2 separate regions of the Mus musculus genome follow, and region 2 is linked to region 1. The links are chromatin loops, found by intact Hi-C in ENCODE. Cell type or tissue: heart. All regions are shown on one strand. Links, peaks and the distances in the headings refer to the core of each region. The heading gives the core; the rest is flanking DNA.

Region 1 (10,698 bases), core at 1,434-9,433:
TGAGTACATAGGTAATTCAATGTATTTAGTAAAATGTAAACACAGACTTCAGGGTGAAAAGTAAACTAGTCTGGAAGCTTTAGGGGTACAAAGTAGACACCTGCTAATTATTCCCACCCAAGTGTTCACACAAACACCAAATGCTTACAAAAATGAGCAGTCTTACATATTCAATGATCCTGTATCTTTTAGGGAATGGTATTTTTAAAATGTATTTTCCTGTTCCTAATTCCAAACTTACTAAAAGACCAATGAAATCTTTTATGAATTTTCTGATAGCCATGACTCTAACCCCCCCCCCCCAACAACATATATGTATAATTTTATACAATTGCAAGTGGCTAACACTATAGACAGATCCCAAGCTTCTGCAAGGCCAGTACCACAGGGAGCCAGGGCAGGGATGGGGCATGAAGACTGGCCTCCTGACCAGGCCCCTAACTGCAAAGTGAAGATCTGCCAGGTCATAGCAGTGCTGGCTACTGAACCTTGGGCTTTAAATCACTGCCTCTAATCCTCACAACTTGGCGAGGCAGTCCATCAGTAATTTTGCACATGACGTCGTCTCAGGGTCTGAGATATGAAACAGCACAGCCCACCAGCCAGAGCACAGCTCTGACACCGGGGAGCAGCTTTCCCAACTGTCATGCTATGCTTATCCTACAGCCCTTCACTGGCCCACAGCAGGCTCGTGAGAAGTCACCATTTAATGTCCCTGTGCAAAACGTCAGGAAAAATACCCTGAGGAACATACACACAGAGAGATAATATTATTGTGATTTCACTTATGAAATACTTGGAAATTTAGGGGCCTTCCCCCAATTTATGTAGGAACTTTATAGAAAAGTATTTTGTTGTTGTTCTTCCTAAGGAGGGATCAGTAGCCACACTGGCAGTGGGACCACCACAGGCTCTTACAGAGAGCCTGCCTAGAGGGCTCTAGGCTCTAGCGGCCTCTCATTTTAGAGGGTTATTAGTGGTAGAACACAGTTCCTGGGGCCCATTATCTATGGTGCTCAGACGGGTCTTTCTAGCTACTTTATTAAGCCAACATGAAAACAGGGCCGCCATCTTGCAGAATGGCTCCAGTCCCAGCAGCCTCTCTTCATGCAGACTGGCCACCATAAAATCCATCATCTGAAGGCGGGACACTGACAAAGACCAATAACCACAGCTCACCAGTCCATTACCGTCCAAATACCTGGCAGGGCAGATGCCAGCCATAAATGTATTTATGGGTTCAGAAGTCCAATGGCTAGCTTTGCCACCTCAGTTTTATTGAAAACAGAAAAGTTAAAGAAAGAAGGCAGAAAGGAAGGGAGAGAGGAGAAGAGCTGGGTAAACCATCCGCACTGAGATGTTCTTCTCTACACCTTCCCGAGTACCAAGTGAAAAGCAAGGTCCTGTAAGACCACAGGGTCCTCCCCAATTCAATCTCAGGAAAACCACCATTAAAAAATAACCTACTGCCTTTAATCCCAACACTCGGGAGGCAGAGGCAGGTGGATTTCTGAGTTCGAGGCCAGCCTGGTCTACAGAGTGAGTTCCAGGACAGCCAGGGCTACACAGAGAAACCCTGTCTCAAAAAAAAAAAAAAAAAAAAAAAAACCTACTGTGCTGGACTGAGGTGGTGGCCCAGGCCTTTAAACCCAGCAATTGGGAGGAAGAGGAGAGAGGGGAGGGGATCTCTGAGTTCAAGGCCAGCCTGGTCTACAGACAGAGTTTCAGAACAGCCAGGGCTACACAGAGAAAAAAAACAAACAAACCCATATTGGAAAACAAAACAAACCAACCAGCCCTCCCCAAACTGTGGCTTCCCACTAATTTATGTTACTATCATAAGACATGAGCTGAATTTCTGAGGTTTTACTTTATGTGGAGAAAGGTAACTGAAGGTAATGAACAATGGTTTGACGAAACTCTAGTTCTGTCAAGTACGGGTTTTCTAACCCTACACTTATATCACACATACACTTGAAGCCCACCATGAAGTTCTCTTGGCTAGAAAACCATGCGTTTTGCTTGGCCATCCCGTCACCACAGTCAGTTACCGAGGCTGCCCAGAAGCCGCCCATCCAGACCTCGTAAGCAGCTCCAGTTATCTAGGCCAAGAGTCTGTGAGAAACTGTCACTTCTCATGCAGCCATGCTGACTTTCCTCAGCTCCAACAAACATTTATAAAGCCTCGAGAAACCCCTACAGTTCGTCCAAGGGGGCAAAGCTGAGAACAGCCCCTGTCTTTCTGTGTTACGCCTCTTCAGTGATGTGGTTAATTAGTAACCACGCTGGCAAATGTGACTGTGGCCACAATTCGTGGCCAACCTTCCAGGAGACATGCAATAGGTGTGTGGAGGAGGCAACCTGCTGGGATTGATGTTCCAGGCATGCTGACTGCACCGTGTGGGTCACCTTTGCCCGACCCACCCAGAGGACATTAACATAAAGGTGACTGCACTGGTTACGATTGGATAATTATTTTCTTCATGTAATGAACAATTCTCTGTTGCAAAATGCATTCACTGCAGAGGCTAAGGTGTCCATGACCCTTAACTATGCCAAATCATGATGAAGACAGGTGGATTCAAAACAGGACTGGAGTCGGCAAGAAGCTGCCTAGAGCTGCAGAGAATCTCACCACTCATTTACAGAGTGGGTGGGTAGGACAGCAAGCCAGGGAAGGTAGCCATGGAGGAGACAGGCCCAGTGCTGTGATGGGGACCTCAACTGCCCCTCTGGAGAAGGCAGGAGCAAACGCGCTCTATGTCTGGGATCCCTGCGAGGAGGCTATGATGTGCGGCACGCAATGCTCCCTAGCCGAGTGCCAAGCACAAGTCTCAACAGCAGATCTCATAGTCAGACATCTCGGACCCTAGCTTACTGTTTTCTGAGCATCGTGTGCTTTTGAGTCAAAAGGTGAGAGGGCGGTGCCTTCCAAGAAAGGATCACAAACTTGTAAAAGTTTTTTAGGGTGCAGTGCCAGAAACTAGACACTTGTTAGCGGCTGCTCACTGCATCTGCCTCAGCTCCTGCATCTACCTCAGCTCCTTCCAAGCCATGTTTACCTTGTGGAAACTCTGCTAACCCAGACACCAGCTGCGCATGCTTTCCCTGGAACACAGAGAGGGTTTGTCTGGAAGCAACATGTGGTTCCAATTTATCTTTCCCAGCAACAGCAAGGAGAAATCTACCCACTTTAAAAATAAAAAGGTTGTGCAATTTAACTCTTAAAAGCCCTGTTTTTTTTTTTTTTTGTTTTTGTTTTTGTTTTTTTGCAAAGACAATTCTAATTCCTCCTCCCCCTCCCCCTCCCCCTCTTTTTTATTTTCTGGGCTGTCTAGAGAGAGAGAGACCAAATGTGTAATGGCTGTCAACATATGAGCCCGTCACTGCCCACTAGACTCGGGAGACACTGCAGATGGCTCGTCTCCAGCAGTCTTCATCCGCCTCTCATGCAGAACCCATGTTTTAAGTTTGCCTCAGCGTTTGATGCGAGGGCACTGGCTATTTAGAACGAAGCTGTTCGATGCCTGGATTCTACTATTTGCTCCTGGTGACCTACGGGTGGCAATGGCTGCGTGGACAGCTCTGAGGCCGCAGAGGCTGACATGCCACATACAGAGGCAGCTACAGGAAACGCTGGCTGGGCGGACAGGGCCTGTCAAAGGTTTCAGTCGAGACTCCAGGTTTCTACTCGTTAGTAATTCTGCAGTCTGGCTGCCTGTTTGAGACTCCCAGGGTAGACTTTCCTCCCCCATGTCCCTTCCCAGAGGTCTGATTCAATACCTGTGCTGAGGCCTAGGTATTTTACTTTTTAAATTTTTTTGTTTTTTCAAGACAGGGTTTCTCTGTGTACCCCTGGCTGTCCTGGAACTCACTGTGTAGATCAGGCTGGCCTTGAACTCAGAGATACCTGCCTCTGCCTCCAGGGTACCACCATGGCCCAGTTGGGGCCTGGGTATTCTGAAGTCCCCCCAGTTATGCTAATGAGTAGTCATGATGAAACCCACTGAAGTCCCCTCCCCCTAGAGCATCCCACTCACGGATTCCCAGTGCCTCAGGTCTGGTAGCAGCCCAGTGACATCACTGGAGTCCAAGACTTAGACTCACCCTGTCACTGTCCCCTTTAGCTGGCTCTGCCCTCACCTGCATTCATCTCCAGACTCTATCTCCTCTGGACTAACCACCATGATGAATGAAAACAAAGACGAGTGTCAGAGCCTAACCCTGGCCTGGAAATTGAAAAACATTTTTTTCATATGGACTATCTATAGTGGCCAAAAAATAAACCTTTCAGCTGGATAAAAATGTAAATAACCCTTCATCAGAAGGACTGTGCAATCAACTCTGACGTGGAAGACAAGTTAGTCTCTTTCTAGCCTTACCCTTGTCTACAGTCTTAAAAGTTTAAACCATTAAAGGGCCTTAAAAAACAACGATGTTCTAAAATAAATGTTGTTGAGAACTTGGCAGAGGGATTGTATTTCCAGCTAGAAACAAGACTTCCCGCTAAATTTGCTGACAGTAATTCTCTACCCACAGATGTCCTCTGGAAGCATGTTCTACGTTGTCATGCAGACAGCCAGTGATAGCAGGATTAGAGCAGTGCTCCGATGAGCGGAGCCAGGATTGCTCTCCCCCTCGCCTGTCTTAGGTAGAGCTGGCCGGAGAAGCGGCCGAGGAGACAATCCTCGCAGGGAGGCAAAGTCTCCTTAGTGTGGAGGCAGCCAGCATGCTGCCGCACGCCGTGCTGTGGGCTTTCTAGCGTGGACTTTATTTTAATACAAGAGTGATAATATACATTGGTTTTTCACCGAGCTGTCCCACAGCTGCTTCTGCTCTTGGAGGGCAAGAGGGAACATTCCATTCCTTCCAGCCAAGCTTGCACTTGCGGCACACACAGATCCCTGGCAGCCTCGCACCTCTGCCCACACCCACGGCTTGCCGCCCAGCCCTCTTCCTCCCCTGCTCCCCAAGGCCTCACACTTCCCACTCCACAGTCCGGGCCCCAGACCAAGGAAACAGCCACAGGTACCCAGTTCACATGTCTCCTCCACAGAGCAGGTTAGACCACAGCTTTTAGCCAACTCTGCTCTTCAATGTATTCTTCCCTGAGGTTTTCAAATTGTTTCCCTCTCTCATGAGAGACTTGATAAATACATGCTGCTGAAATTCCCTTTAAAACCATGGTTATCTAGCCAGATAAAATCGATGTATTAGAGAGTTCAAAGCCAAGGGATCCCAAAACAGTCTTGAAATTTATTTTTGCAGTGTTTAACAACATAATTTTTATCAACCCAAACTTTACCTGAGATTTTAAAAAAAAGCTACATCTTTTTCCAGTTTGGAAACATACTATGTATAGAAATGGATGAAAAATGGACATTAGAAACTCACATCTAGAACTCAGGGACACAGCAGAAGGTTTAGAGTCACTTTAGTGACATTAGACACTTGGTACAATGCAGGGGAATACGGCACTGGGAAACGGCAGCCATATTTACAGTGCAAGAAAACGGGGATGAGACTGTAAGGCCGGACTTGGATTCAGTCAGTTAGTAAGTGGTAACAGGGCTGAGGTGAACATACCATCTCCTGGCCTTGAGGCATAAAGGTGATGTCACCCAGAAACAATATCAGCACAGTGGTATACTGAAGGAAGAGAGTACAGGATATACAAGACAAAGACACAATCCATCTATCTTACCCATCTATCTACTCACCTACCCAACCCTCCCTCCCTCCCTCCAGCCACCCACCTATCCATCCTATCCATCCATCCATCCATCTTATCCATCCATTCTATCCATCCATCCACCCACCCACCAACCCTGTATGGAACCTGGTTTACAGTGAGTACTCAGAATGCTGTCATCTAATCACTGGCTCTGTGGGAAGGGTGCAGAAGCCACAGGACTGGTCTGAGCTGCACTTTTAAGGTGAGTGAGCTGTGAGAGGGAGGTGAGGGCCTCACGAGTGCTGTGCTGTGCAGTAAGCGCCCACTGGGTAAGTCTGGAATGGCACTGAGGTTGCTTGCGAGTTCTCGGTCTCATCCAGGGTATTAGGAGATAGCACATGCTGACGCAGACGGAAGGTTCTAGTAGAGGGATGGGGAGACCAACAAATTGACAGGGCATAGACCAGCCAGTCGGTGGTGCAAGGCCTGGTAGATGCAGCTGAGATCTAGCTGAGATAGAGCTTCCTTTTAGTTCATCTTGCAAGGCTATGGGGCCTTCACTACTTAGAGACTCACTCGAAATCACAAGTAACAAACCTTGGCGCCAAGCAAGTGCACACGAAGGGAAACTCACAGCAGTGTGTATTTTACTGCAATCTGAAGGAAGAACATGTGCTCACTGCCTGCCAGGAGTCCCTGACACATCTCATCTTATTTTCTTTTCCCCACAAGCAGGAAGCTGAGAGAGAAGAAAGTTTAAGAGTGTGTCCGGTGAGCCTTGGTGCTGCGAATCCAGCCTGTTGGCTAACTCCAAAGTTCTTCTACCATGTGTTTTCCCAATTACCAAACCCACTGAGGAGAGAGGCTGCACCAACAGGGACCAAAGGGCTTGAGCTACAAACACTTCCCGTATATGGTAGCTTCTGTGCCGAGGGAAACTAGCCACTGACTGAGTCCAAGCAGTATTACCTGGCTGTCCGTGGGAGGTCTAAAATCAGGTCCTCGAAGAGCTGGTATGGTACCACAGATCCTCATGCCAGACACATCGGGCAAATGTCTCCAAGTACCCTGGACTGCTAGGACGAGGCTTAATCTGAAACAGGGACCTCACTTTATACTATTTAAAACATCTAATTAGCCTATTATTAAGCCAGAGAGAAAGATTAGCCTGCTTCAAAATTACGTGAATCTTAAAATATGATGTCTTCTGCCTGCAAGTGAGAACAGGCAGGGTGCTCTGCTTAAGCTCAATCAGAACCTCCAGGAGAAACTGCATTAGTGTTGCAAACGTGGCTGCTCCTCTTCTGGCATCAAAGCAGCAGAAACCACTGAAGGGATGGGCGTGGGGGTGCTGGGTAGTGGGTTCAACCTGACATGACAGCCCACAGCTCAAATCCAGGAAGCCAGATTCCTGCTCCGGCTAACACTCGCTCCCTTCCTGTGAACTCTGCCGGCTTGAGCTCCACACAGACACAACTGTCTTCAGCTCAACTGGATGGCACAACTCAAAAAACCTGTTCTCCGATATCTTGTTATTTCAGAAGTGATGTGCTTTTGGGGAGCCCTGGAGTATATGCCAACCTGTGGGTACAATCAGCTACACTCTCGGGAAAGGCAGGGAGGGAGCAGGCAGCACTCTGTGTTAATTATTCCAACACCGTGAGTCAAGGTCAAAGAAGCCGTGGACAGGGACCAATGCCACGTACCCAACGCTGGCAACTACAAAGCAACTGATGAATGTCCCTTCATAGAAACAAGGAGTCCAACACCGCCAGCTCTGCAGTGACTCAGGCCAACAGCGTCCCAGTCTCCACACACCACGGAAGCTCAGCTAACGTGGAGCCTCTGGGGAGCCGCCTTCCACACTACAACCTCACCTGTATGTGCAGCTCGCTACCCCACATTGCAGTCTCGCCAGCATGTGTGGCTGCTCCATGCCAACTCTACCCTCACCACTGTGTGCAGCTCCTCACCACACATCATAACCTTACTGCATCTTCAGTGTTTCACTATTCTGGTTTTACAGGATTTTTTTTTTTTTCTCATTCAAAACCACAGGATGCAAAAGCAGCCTAATGACTTTGCTGAACATTCAAATGAATCAACCAATGAGTCCAGGACACTGCTAGGTACCAATTACACAGACAGATGACCACCAGACATCTCCAAAATCTACATAAAAAAATCTCCAATGAATAGACTAACCAGCTACACACTGGCATTTCATCTTCTGAAAGAGTTTCCACTGGGTCACTCATTTAAACTTAATCTAGACTGTGTAATATCAGACTGTTCCCTGGGCTACGGTGAGCTAAGGAGGCCGAGCATGCATTGCATAAACCAGCCCCTCTAAAGACTGCATACTACAGGAGGGCGCTGTCTTAGTACTGATACACGCTGGGTGTTAATCTATTTCACGGATTGCAGGGTAAACGGGAAGCGCCTAATAAAGAACACGGGCGGCAGTGTACTATCTGTCGCCCAAAGAGGGACCAGAAGAGTTGTAAGAGAACCTATCCAAGGGAAACACGATCCTGCACACCCTTCTCTAGAATCTGAGTAGAGTTCTAATCGCTCATCAAGTAATAAATGTCTCTTTGGGACAGATGAAGTCCTTTACAGAAAACCACAACCAATTAAAATGCAGTTGTGAAGCCTAGGCCTAACTGATGCATCTACAACACTACTCTGTCACTCAGGCTCAGGGGTCATTAAAGAGGGGGAGGGAAGACTGTGTGTCAGAAGAACTGGGAGTTAGATGTGAAACTGTCTCCTAGAAATGTCATAAGCAACCCCCATGACGTCTCATCAAGATGGCTGCCTAAGCATGAGCTGAGCAAGGACCATCACAGACAAGCTAACATGGAAGGGAGGAAGGCCACCAGACCCCACACACACACAACACATACACACACACCACATACACACACACACACACACACACACTACACACACACACACTACACACACACACACACACATATTAAAGAAAGGTAAGCATGCAGCATGAATGGAAAATTCCATAAACGGGCACTCCACAGGCTAAAGGGACGTTGGAATCTGTTCATTCAGACCCTGTTTGTCACTGCAGGTGAAAGAAGGTGTAAGAAAAGAGAGACTCAGCCAGCAGGCTTGACAGTTCAGCAGAGTTCACGGTTCGCCCAGGTGGGCTGCCAGTAGTTTTAGGCCATTTATGGGTCCCTGGCACATAAGAACTGCTTCGGTAGAGTCTGATGTGGCAGGTTTAGGCCAGACTCTTCTCTTCATCGAAGAAGTCCATCACCTGGGTCGCCTGCCATCCCCAGATCTTTCTGTTTAGGATGTTCACTTGCTAATGGGAAATGTATTGAACTCACAGCATGACCAAATCCTGAGTTTAACAAATCACTACATGAGTGGAAGGGTAAGATACCAACTCTTTAGTCCCCCTCCATCAAGACAAAAGAAGAAAAGCAACCACACAGGAACACAGACCACTGAGGCGGTTTTGGCAACTTTACCCCATTCCATATTATTAGCTGTTGTGCAGAAATGTATATGTTCTGCAGAGTATACATATGTCCAAGTAAGAAGGATGGCCAAGACCTGATGGCGATTGTGGGCAGAGAAGCAAGGGTATCACCTTAAAAAAACCATAACAACCGAGTCCAGAAGATCATCCCGCCACCCCCAGAAACCTCGTCTTCACAAGTCTTGCAAACAAATTCCAGAACTCTGATCTGGATCATCATTCAAGGAAAACTGTGTGTGTATTGTTAGCAGCCTGAGACGTCTCCTGCGAGAGCAGGGAGATATGTTCACTGCCTATTACAAAAGACTTAGGAGCCCTAGCTCAGGGCTCTGCATGCATAAGAAATGTGTAGTTGTCAACTCGAGCCTATTTGCTTAACAGCACCTTCCACTCCTCCCTGCCCGCACTGGAGGGAACTGATGCAAACCGCACTGTTGCCAGCTGGTAATCACAGCAGTTGGGGAACTGAAGAACAAAAGCAGGAGTTCATGGCCTGGCTGAGTTATAGGATGAATTCAAGACCAACCAGGGCTTTCAGCGGCAGTGGCATCCATCAGAGGGGCAGGCAAAGAGAGAGCTGGACTAGAAACAGGAAGCTCCTGGGCCTCTGGTCCCAGGGTCCTACGGATGAGAAAGCCTCGGCTGAGGTGCTCAGCAGTTTTAGCTGATAAACCACCTGAAAGTCCCTAACTGCAAGCGGTGGTGCGGAGCAGAACCGTTCCGGCCAGTTCTCTTCTCCACCGTTTCGAATCACGGCAATCAGATGCAGAGGCAGACAGATGTGGCTTAGGCACTTTGTGATGCTCTAATCTGGCTCTCCTGAGGGGACTTCAGGCTCTGTGACAGTGAGCTATGACTGAAGGGCAGGAGACAGAGAAGAGCCCTCAATCTCATTCAGCTGCGGCTCCATGTTGCAGTCCTCCGTGAAGAGTAGACACACACACACACACATCAGCAGTTCAGAGCTTGCCTTCATCTGCTAGAGGGTAAAGAGCAACCCACCCATGACCCTTAAGCCTGGGCACTCCATCTTAGGGCAAATCTCAGCAGTCGTAGCCACTGCTCTACTGCTGTGAAGAGACAGCATGATCAAAGGCGACTCTTATAAAGGGCAGCATTTAACTGGAGGCTGCCTTACAGTTTCAGAGGCTCAGTCCATTATCATGATCAGCTGAGAGCTACATCCTGATCAGCAGGGGAGAGGTAGAATCTGGGATGCCATGGGCTTCTGAAACCTCAAGGCTACCCCCAATGCACACTTCCTCCAACAAGGCCACACTTCCTAATCCTTTCAAATAGTGCCATTCCCTGGTGACTAAGCACTCAAATCTGTGAGCTTATGAGACCACACTCATTCAAACCACCACACTACACTAACACCTATCAAGTTTCTACAGGGTCTAGATATCCATTCTGGAGTACTAGGCCATTCTAACGGGAAATCTCTTTTATTCTTGATTTATCCATGGCCTGGTTAGGGTTAACATCCATCTTTCCCACAGGCACAGTGACC
Region 2 (10,698 bases), core at 870-8,869, 120 kb before region 1:
GGAGGAAACCCTCAGACATCAACTGCTGATAATGTTTACAATAAAACAGAGCAAGTGAGACAGAAGGAGTATAAAACGTGTGGTTTACCAACGACACTAGGAAGCTTACAGCTTGTGCTGGAAGAGAGGTTGTGATTGTTAATGAGATTAGAGCTATTAAGGAGAGTATGCTCTATACTAGAATCAAGTGAAGGGTTTCCCTTGGTGCTCTACCAAGGTAAGCTTCCAGCCGGGGAAAGGGAGAGGCTTAAGGGGATTTCTGCTCCTAGAAAGCAGGCACAAGCATAAACAGTGACTACTGCCATTCAAGAGGGTGAGGGTTCATCCCAAGCTAGCAAGGGACCTTGACAATGTTGTTCAATATGTTGTTAGGGTTAGAGTCATAAAAGGCACAAGAGTGAGGGGCCGTAGAACCCTTCTGTGGTTCTGAGAGTCACTGAAGCCAGGGAGCAAGTGACAGGGGACCATCCCCCTCCGGAGCAAAGGCCCTGACGGGGAGAGGCTGTGAGTGGCCATTGTGGAAGGTTGTGAAAGTAAAGCTTGGGTTACAGTTGGGTACCCTAAGATTTTGGAGAAGCCAGAGCCGTGGGATATCTGCTAAAAAGAGATGCTCACAGGGAGTATAACCAGCCCAAGAAAAAGATGTATGTTGGAGGCAGCTGGAGACGCAGAGTTCTTTAAGTTCTTTGACACCAGAACTATGGGATTTGATGCTTGCCCTGCTGGGTTCTAGATTTACTTTGCTCTAGCATTTTTTCATTATGTTCCCATTCACACATTTTGGAAAAGTTATGTATCTTCTGAACCATTATATGTTAGAGATACATAAATTGCTCTTTGATTTCATAGGGGTTTCATTAAGAGATTGCCTTGAGCCTCAGAAGAGACTTTGGACTTGTTTTTGGCATTGTTTAAAAAAAAAAAAACTATGAGGATCTTTGAAGTTGGACTAAATGTATCTTGCATTATGTTATATGTAGGCTTATATTTTTTCAAAACCTACTTTAATAAGGGTTCTTAAATGCTTTAACCTCCCTTCTAGCCCACCACCCACTAGAAGTAGTGGAAAAGAAAGGTTATTAGGACACAGGGTAACTAGACCTATTTAGAAAGGAACCTTGACAATGTTGTTCACAGTTCATTGGGGTGATTCTAGTCTTCGTTGTTAGGATATCAGCAGTTCAGCCTACTAGCAAACCTCCAACCATGAATCAGTAGCTTCGGTCCAGTCCACTCGGCAGACACCATACATGAATCAGCAGCGGCAGCCCGGTCCAGTAACTAAATCACGAGGCTCCATCATGAGTCAGCGGAAGCTGCAAGAAGCCACAGGAACGTCATGAGAAGTTCTTTCCCAGTTACTCTCTATGAAGTCATAACATAGATCAGCAACACAGTGCGAGGTGAACCAGTACATGAACTTGTCAGCAAAGACTAATGAAACAAAGCAAGGCAAACCAATGCGATAGCTTCCTCCCACTGTCCATAGCGTTGTTTACACTCTTTCTAAACATCGTGCATCCTCTCACAAGTCTTTTTCAGCAAAACCTCCTTTCACCTGTGTCTGCTTCAGCAAAACATCCTTTCACTTGTCTGTCCCAGGAAAACATCATTATGACCTGAGTCTCCAAAGAAGTTTTCACTTCAGTTATGGTCATGGAAAATGGGGGCTAGGGAATGGAATGGGGGGTGTACCTGTAGGCTCAGGCATTTGAACACCTGACCACACTGGTGGTGCTGTTTGGAGAGGTTTAGGAGGTGTGGCCCTGCTAGAGGAAGTATGTTACTAGACGTGAACTTAAGAATTTATAGCTTGCCCTGTGCCCAGTGCACTCTCTCTACTTTTCGCTTTTGCTGACAGTGTTATCTCTAACTTCCTGTTCCCGCTGCTATGCCTGCTGCTTGCTTCCATGTTTCCCAGTCATGATGGATTCTTACATCTCTGTAACCATAAGCAAAAGTAAACATCTTCCATAGAAATTATATGTGTGTGCATATATCCATGCACATACTGACATACATATAATCTTAGTTTATGAACAAGACCCACTGTCTGCTGTTGGAAGATGAGACCCAAACCAATTTCAACAAAGATTATTGTCTCATACAAATACAATATCTGTGAGGAAGATCACTGTATACAATAAGATTTGCTTCTCTCTCTCTCTCTCTCTCTCTCTCTCTCTGTCTCTGTCTCTCTCTCTGTGTGATATAGTGTGTGGTACATGTACTTGTGTGTGCACACATGCATGAGGATGCTGGTGCACATATGTGCACGTGCATGTAGAATCCAGCTCTGCCTGTCTCTTCTCCACAGTTCTCCAGTGTTACCTTTTGAGACACAGTCTCTTGTGGATCTGCAGGTCAATGACTGGGCTAGTCTAGCTGACTGACTAATGAGCTTCAAGAATCGAACTCTTTCCCCTGGCGCTGGGGTTACATAAGAACCCCTCACTGCTGAGCCTTTCACCTGAGTTCTAGGGATTGGAACTCAAATCCCCATGCTTGCAAGGCAGGCAATTCACTGGCTGAGCCATCTCCCCAGCCTGTGCTTATGGTTTCAAGGGAACTTTATCAGGGTCCAGCTTATACCTCTCTGTTCTACCAAAGCTGTTGTGAGACAGGTTATACCACGCCAGGTCCACAGCCAGCAGAAACTAAGCCTCTTTGTGCAACTGAGGGCAGTTCTACTGGCTCTGGTGTGGTCCCCCTGCCTATTCCTGAGTTAATTGCTTTGCTGAGCTTCACCAGCTGTAGGTCAGGTGGCCAATTCCTGAGTCAAGAGTGGATGTAGCTCCCTGAGTGATCTGCGACCTGACAGTGGAGTTGGTGGTAACTCCCAAGCAGGAAGGTGGGGTGTAGTTACATTAATGAGTGCCTGGACAGATGAAAGGGAAAGTGTCTATGTTTCTGGTCAAATCCAGTGCCTAATTTCACACACCTTAGAGGTACTTAGAAGACCGCCATCTTCCCTTGCTGGTCTTCCATGACGCTGCTTCTGCATGCTCTTGCTCCTGCCATCCAGCTGCCTTGGCAAGAGTCTGAGCTTGGGGGCTGGAGGTAAGAGCCATTGCTCCCGGGCGTCTGTCCTTTGCTCCTACCTCCCAGGTTGCCACAGGGTTGAGCATCCTGATTCTTCCCTGTGTCACTGCGATTCTGGAAAAGACGCTCTGCCACCCTGAGTCACAGTTTTCTCAGCTGCAGATAGGGTTAGTGATGTCCCTTTGACCTCTTTCAGGAGACAGAAAGTGGGTGGCGCGTGGCAGCCCCAGACTTGTGTCTCCTCCTTAAGGCTGGGACAGCTCTAAAGAAACTTTACAGAGTAGGGTGTTTGTTTGTTTTGCTTTGTTTTTAGTATTTGTTTGTTTTGAACAGTTTCGGTGCTCGGAACGATTAAAGGAAATGCTTTAAAAAGTGTCTGGCAGTCTGTGCTCTAAAGACCACTGCCTCTGAGCCCAGACAGATCAGTCGCAGCTCTGGCCCCCGCTCCAAGTGTTTGTGTGTTTAACTTCTCAAGGGTTTCCACTGAGGGGAACAAAAGCCCAGAAGTTTCCCTGAAACCCTTTGGCTTAATCCTCCCAAGAGTCACTGAAGCCTCTCAGGATCGATCCAGGAAGTGGAGGACACTTCTCAAGACTTTGCTTTCAAGTCTGCTGCCTGTTCCTTCTCAACAACGCACTTGAGGTTTTTGCTTCCTTTTTTTCTTTGTATGCTCCAGTGCCAACACAGCACTGAAGTTCAGGATGGTGTCTAGGGTCACAGTGGCAGGAAGTGGCTAAACAGGGAGGCATCTTTGCAGAATCTTCCCTCCTTCTACAGAGAGAGAGAGAGAGAGAGAGAGGGAGAGAGAGAGAGAGAGAGAGAGAGAGAGAGAGGCAGGCAAGAACAGCAGCCCCACCCCTCCTGGCACAGGTGCAAACCGCAGGCTGGAGCAGCACCAGATGCCTTGATGACGTCACATGTGTGGAGCCAGAGCTGTGCCTGACTTGGGGTTCAGTTGGATTGAAGGCTGGAACACGAAGGAACAGACAGTTTTAAGGGAACCAACCAGCAGATGAAATGTGTAGCTGGTTGGGGTAAGAAGAATGACATTTTTAAAAAGAAGGAAAAACAAAAATCCAACTGTTTTTTGTGGATGAAAGTTCCTGGAAAGGAGATGAACCTGCTTGCCCACAGCAAGGACCTCAGCAGCTGCGCCGGAGAGACTGGAATGTTCCAGGTCCTGAGCCAAATTACTTTGGGCCAATCATTAGCCTCTTTAACAGCCTTTGCTTGCCCTTCTGTATGCGTCCCAGCAGCTCTGGGGCCCTTAGGTAAGTCTGTCTTCCACCAAGCACAAGGCTGAGAGTCCATCAGCTGCTGTCTGAGGCCCATGTCTGCTGTGCCTTTGTCCTTCTGGGACCTGCCTGCCCGCGTGTATGAAAAGGGTCTTGATTAATGATTCCCTTTGTTCTGGTACTATAAAGCTTCCGGGAACAGTTACTCTATCCGAACATTATGTATGTAAAACAAACAAACAAAAACAAAACAGAGAACTCTGTTCCCAAGCCGTGGCCATCCCTGTAGGCTCCAGAATAAACTCTCTCTCATCCCCTTTGAGTGAGAGCTATGCTTCTTCACAGACGCTTTAAACCAGATCCAGCCGATTAGAAAAGGGTGGTTTGGGTAGGATGGCTAAAGATGCCATGTGGGCTGGGGAATGCAGCTTTGTGTTAGAACAACCAGCTTGCACAAGGCCCTTGGAGCCAGCCCCAGCAGCAAACAAACAAACTGAAAAAGTACTTAATATGTAGCTTTTGTTTGGTCCACTTAGGAAATCCTAGCAGAGATTTAATGGTATGATGTGGCTTCTTTCTTACTTCAACTTTAAAAAAAATGATTTATTGGTTTATTTTTGCATGTGTACACTTGCCATCCCCCACCCCACCTCACCCCTGCATGTGTGTGTGTGTGTGCACATGTGCATGTGTAAGTGCATGTGTGTGAATGAGTGCATGTGTGTGTGTGCACGCGTGTGTGCGTGCATGTGTGTGTGCATGTGTGTGTATGTGTGTGTGTGTATAAGTACAGACACATGTGGAAGTCAAGGGACAAATTGTGGGGACTGGGTCTCTCCTTCCACCATGTGGGTGCTGGAGATCAAACTCAGGCCTGGGTAGAAGCAGTCTCCACACTGAGCCATCTCCTAGCAGTAGGATTTCCTACATCTGTTTTCCTTTGCACAGATACCCCCCCCCTCAGCCAGCCATGTTGTCCTAGCACATCTGCCGAGATGAAATCCCCATGGCCTCTGGGTCCTGGTTTTTGTTTTGTTTACACCTGAGCCTTCCTGCCTCTGCCTTCCACTCACCTGCCTGCCTCTGTTCCTGTAGCTGGCTCCCTCATCACTTGGTCGCTCCGTTCTATAGAAAGTGCCACCCACCACCCACTGAGCACTCCTTGACAGGCCTAGAACTCCTGGTGTACACCTTGATTCCCAAACCCTGTCTACCAGCTTGCCAGCGAGTTTATCATGCCTTTACACAGAACACCGTACTCACCTGACCAAGCACAGGAGTCCTAGGGCTCCTGACGCTAGGCCCGACCTGCCTTCGGGTCAGGAGAATCCACAAACGTGATCCCTTCTCTGACCATCGAGTGTTCAGTGAATGAAAACTCCTAAGTCTTCTCCAATCAAAACACATGGATTTGGTTTTTCAGAGCCTAAGAACAAGTAACCTCAGGGTTAAAAGCCCTGGCCTGCTCTTCCAGAGGTCCTGAGTTTGATTCCCAGCAACCACATGAAGGCTCACAACCATGTATAATGGGATCTGACATCCTCTTCTGGCCTGCAGGCATTTATGCAAGCAGAACCCTCATATACATTAAATAAATACCCATAAAAAGAGTAAATAAGAATCAAGAACAAACGCTGCCCTGGTACAGTTATCTTTAACCCACGTAGAGTTCTGCCCTAGAGCTTACATCTAAATGCTCTAAATAGTCTCAATGTTTTCCAGAAACTGCCTCTCATCATTATTAGTTACATTCCTTGGCTCTCCAGCACTCCCAGACTTAATCAGCCTACACTGTCACAGCATGATAAAGCGTGGCCATGTGCAGCACATCGGGGAGGGGATAGATAGGACCAGACCACTCCTACAGAAACTTTGCTTGCCCCGATCAACAATGAGCCCATACAGTGGAGCAGACACTAGAGTGCTTCTCTCCAGCAGCCCAGGATGGAGAGTTCCCTCCAAGAGTCATGGGCTGTTGCAGGGGGTGCTGGCCTCCCTGGGTGCCAGCACACTAAGGTGGATTATCATTGTCACTCGGCACGTGGAGTCTCCACAAGGTTGCCAGAGAAGGGCGGGGGTTGGGGGAGGTGCTGTTTATCACCTGGGTCCTGGACCTTCTAACTTGGAAGGCACAGTTAATACAGCTGATACAACCACCCTTTACATACATCCACAGCTGTGAGATGCCCCCTCACAAGCCTCAGCATGTCCAGTCCACCATAATGTGATAGGCGCATCAAACCTGGCCTGGAAGAGATTGGGGCGTTGACGTGCGGTTCCACTGTCTATTGTTTAATTCTGAGTCTGTCGTTCGATCCAAGCCATTTCAGTTTCCAGAGTCCATTTTCTCACCTAAAAAGGGGGTCCACACAGCCCTGCCTTACAAGGATGAGTTGAGCCTCAGTGAAGAGGAGGAATATAAGACACTTTTGAGAGCGGTCCAACGCTTTGCAAAGATGAGCATATTATAATAATTGAGTGTCTGTGGAGAACTATAAAGTGAATCGTGTCACTCAAAACTCCTGTTTAGAGAGTTCATTGTGCTCTAACCTATTTACTTACTCCTTTCTTTATATGTTTTACCTCTCAAAGTCCCAATAAAAATGGAACTTCACGCACGCTTGTGGAGAGAGCATTAAACAGAAATTAGCTATCCCGTGTTCTGTAGTCACTTCCCAGGGAAGCCGTACACCTAATAAAATGCCCAGCCAGAGCTGGCACACACACTGCTGATAGCCTCAGCAGGCACTGACCTTGGCACTGTGACAAGGGCAACATTTCCAAGTGGATGAGCACTTCCTGAACAAAGTGTCCAGTGTACTAGGAATAAACAGGCTTTTCATCAACCGAGCCTGCATGTTTTCTGGTTCCAGCAGCCTTCCCTACTGCCAGGGTCAGAAAGCAGGGGCACCAACCAGCAGGGCCTCTTGAACAACCTGCTAGTCTTGCTCAGTCCTCCCAGAGGATTCTGGGACTGGACAGGCTTGCAGGCCTCTGCCATCGCCTGTCCTGGCTATAGTATGACTTTTTTAAACTTTTGCCTGACTAGCTTATGAATGAATGTGATTCAGACTGTGGTTATTTTATTTGGCTTTGACAATTATTGGGGGTCACCCCTAATCTACTTTTCTAACTGCTGGCCTGGCTACCTCCCTAGTGGTGGTCCCCAAATACTTGCTGTTTCTCCTGGCCATGTGCTCATGGCCTGTGTACCCTTATGGCAGCTTCTCATCTCTCCTTCTCCTCATTCTCTCCTCTCTCCCATGCTCAACCAGGTAACTCAAAAACCCACCTACCTCTAATCCTCCCAGGAATTGGCTGTGGCCAATTTTTATTTAACCAATAGTTTTAAATTAAGAAACAAGGTTTGCACAACAACAGCTGGTAAACGTGAAAAGTGACTCGTAGGCTTAGATTTGCAAAGTTAGTATTACAATACATAGCAACAGACCAACCCTCAGCACAAGGCTCCGTGGTTCCCCTTCCGCATTTCTGCAAAAGGAGTACAGGGTAGATCTATTCCTTCAGGCCCTGGTAAGATCTGAACGGGGCATTAGCTCTCCCTGTGATGCAGAAGGGTGCCTTGGGCCACATGAGAAGACTCTGTCCGCAGCTTCAAGTAGGACATCATCAAACATTGGCCATGCTGACTTTGTGAAATGGAAAGGTCACTAAGTCAGTCCCAGGGAGAGCATGTGCAGGCTTGGAGGACAAGGTCCTTGAGATGAAATTCAGTCGGGGAATAAAAAGGGACAAAGGACTCCCAGAAATGCACCACACATGCAAAACTCGGCTGGCAGAACAGGTTTCCTCATCTAGGGCAATGAGGCTCCAGCTGCCCAACTTAGCCATGTTTTCCTTCCTTCTACAAATGTTCGTTGAACATCTAAAATACTTCCCGACCTTACAGGGAGGAACTGAGCATTCTGGGGTCTGGAGACACAGAATAAACAGCTAAAGTCCCTGCCTTGCTTATATTTTTTAGAAGAAAAAACAAGTAAGCAAAAATAAATAATAAATAGTGGTGCAAGGTGCTAAAGGCATGGGCGTAGGCACACGTGAGCCGAGATCGAAACCGAGGAAGCTTCACTCTGCCCCTCTGTATTCCAGACCAGAGCACATAACAGCGAGGTGGATAGTGTCTCAGGGACGGATAGAGGCCAGAAGAGATGAGAGAGGCAATCACAGAGGAAAGGGGCTTGCATTCAATTCTGAATGAGTTTGGAAAACTGTGGGCCTGGTGGATAATGTGACCGTGAGTGTGAAGCTCATCTCAGGTCTTCTACGGAGAACAGAGCATGGCTGGAAGGCACTTGAGCAGGAAGGTCTCTGAGCGAAGCTCACCACCACTCAAAGCAGGAGGCGCTGCCTGCTGGGGATCCACACATTTGAAAGTAAAGCCTAAAGAATCTGTTCATGGTACGACGACACGACGACGTGGCAAGTTAAGCCAATGGTCCTTTAGCATAAGAAACTAGGAGTTAGATTTACTGAGATTGTGGGTGAGGCAGGCCTAAAAGAGTAAGGAATGTGGTTCAGAACATGCAGTGTCTGAGGGGGAAGTGCCCAGTGGGCAGTGGGATGAAAGAGTCTTGGGTCCAGGCTAAAGATAAACCTGGGAACGTGTGACTGTAGGGGGATGACTGAAGCACCAGCAAGCTTGGTGCTGGCAAAGAAGCAAGTGATGGTGGTGAAGAGAAGCAAAGACTGAGCCCGGCAGCAGCGGCTGTCGGAGGAAAGAACCGAGCGCGAGGAGAGCATACATGAAGAGTATTTCTACGAAGGAACTGCTGGTCACCGCCGCCAAGCACGGCTATCCAGTGAAGCATAAGACTACCGAAGAATTAACCATTGAAATGTCATATTCTTGGCCCTGAAACCCCATTAGGACTGAAGTGGTCCCGTGGCCTCATTTACATTCCTGTCCCCGGAAAGGAAAAGCGGTCGGCAACCTCAAAGCCAGCCTTCCCAATGACTTTTGCACAAGTAATTTTAGGAATTAGAGAAAGCCACCCTGGGTCAGGGGAGTTCAAGAGAAATATATAGGAAAAGCAGGCCCGGGGAAGGAAACGCCACTCTTCAGTGTGTCTGTGGGACGAACCTTTAATCCTAGCACTTGGGAGGCAGAGGCAGGTGGGTATTTAAGTTCCAGGCTAGCTTGCCTGATTTAGAGAGCAAGTTCCAGATAGCCAGGGGGCTACACAGGGAAACCCTGTCTCAAAAGGAGAGAGAGAGAGAGAGAGAGAGAGAGAGAGAGAGAGAGAGAGAGAGAGAGGACTTAAACACGTAGTACCAAATGGCAGAATTATCAGAAATTCTGCCCCAAATTGTATTCAACAAAGTGTATTCAACAATTTTTTCAAATAAATCTTAACTTAGCAACTCCAAGAGCAACTTTTGATACATTATAATCCAAAGCCTGATACAATATGATACAAAGACATATTTTGATACTCACATGCTGAGGTATGATGATAGCAATTTATTTAAAGTCTTTGTTTACTGTAATTAAGCAAGTATATTTCTGAAGAAGCAGAACCTTCCATACAATGAAAACATTGCAGTTCCTAACATGCAATGGTCTCGTATCCGAGTGGAGGTGTTCCAGGCAGCGTTTGTTGGCACTGTGTGGTGTGAGGGTCTGCTGGGGACACAGGGTTCGAGCTGTGTGTTCAGAACCAAGGCTGCAGTGACCTCATATGATGCAACACAGGTGAATGCTACTGGAAACACCCGGGATTTGCTACCTGTTCAGTTGTGAGTTAATGGTTGTTGCATGTTCAGCAACCTTTTATTGTAGCCAGATATGGTCTGATTCCTGCATAGAGTTATACAACCACATAGAGCAGTGATTTTCAACCGTTTTAATGCTGGGACCCTTTAAAACAGTTCTTTATGTTGTGGTGACCCCAACCTTAAAATTATTTTCATTGCTACTTCATAACCATAATTTTGCTACTGTTATGAATTGTAATGTAAATGTCTGATATTCGGGATATCTGATAAGTGACCCTCATGAAAGGGTCCTTGACATCCCCCCAAAAAAAGGATCCCGACCCACAGGTTGAGAACCACTGTCATAGAGGGTCGTAGCACACAACTGTGGGAAGTTGTGTCACATTCAGAATCTCTTGGAGAACTAGTTCAAATGAATCCCTAGGCCTCCCCGCAGAGGCTCAGATTAGATAGATGGAGAATGAGCTAAAGAATGTGCACTCTGGCCAGTCTCCCTGATGAAGCTGGAGTTGCCTACCAGGACTCGGGCTCATCTCAGCGTCACCCTGCTGAAGAAATGCACACTTCCGTTAGATCAGAAGATGGCTTGGGGAGACGCAGACAGAGGAGGTTGTGGAAACACTGGTAACCCATTGCCCACTGTTCCTTCCAATATCCCAGTGCTGAAGGGAGCTAGGTCGGCGGC

Evidence for each region. Peaks named below come from ENCODE experiments on the same cell type or tissue, not always from the same donor. Only the 100,000 strongest peaks of a DNase experiment are listed, where the experiment ranks them.
Region 2: a loop joins it to region 1, with 2.0 times the contacts of the local background. A loop is called at or near these places in 3 of 42 quality-filtered maps.

What each region holds. Positions count from the first base shown.
Region 1 is chr10:42,200,399-42,211,096 of GRCm38, forward strand. The region is part of intron 2 of Foxo3 (forkhead box O3); the gene reads right to left. Among named protein-coding and RNA genes, the nearest start is that of Gm38485, 69 kb to the right of the region's middle. In heart, for the core only: no CTCF peak of the experiment used is centred there; DNase peaks (open chromatin) are centred at 3,080, 4,893 and 7,456; H3K27ac peaks cover 1,467 bases.
Region 2 is chr10:42,085,615-42,096,312 of GRCm38, forward strand. No RefSeq gene overlaps it. Among named protein-coding and RNA genes, the nearest start is that of Gm40630, 9.0 kb to the left of the region's middle. In heart, for the core only: no CTCF peak of the experiment used is centred there; DNase peaks (open chromatin) are centred at 3,907, 4,247, 7,077, 7,767 and 1 weaker place; H3K27ac peaks cover 3,832 bases.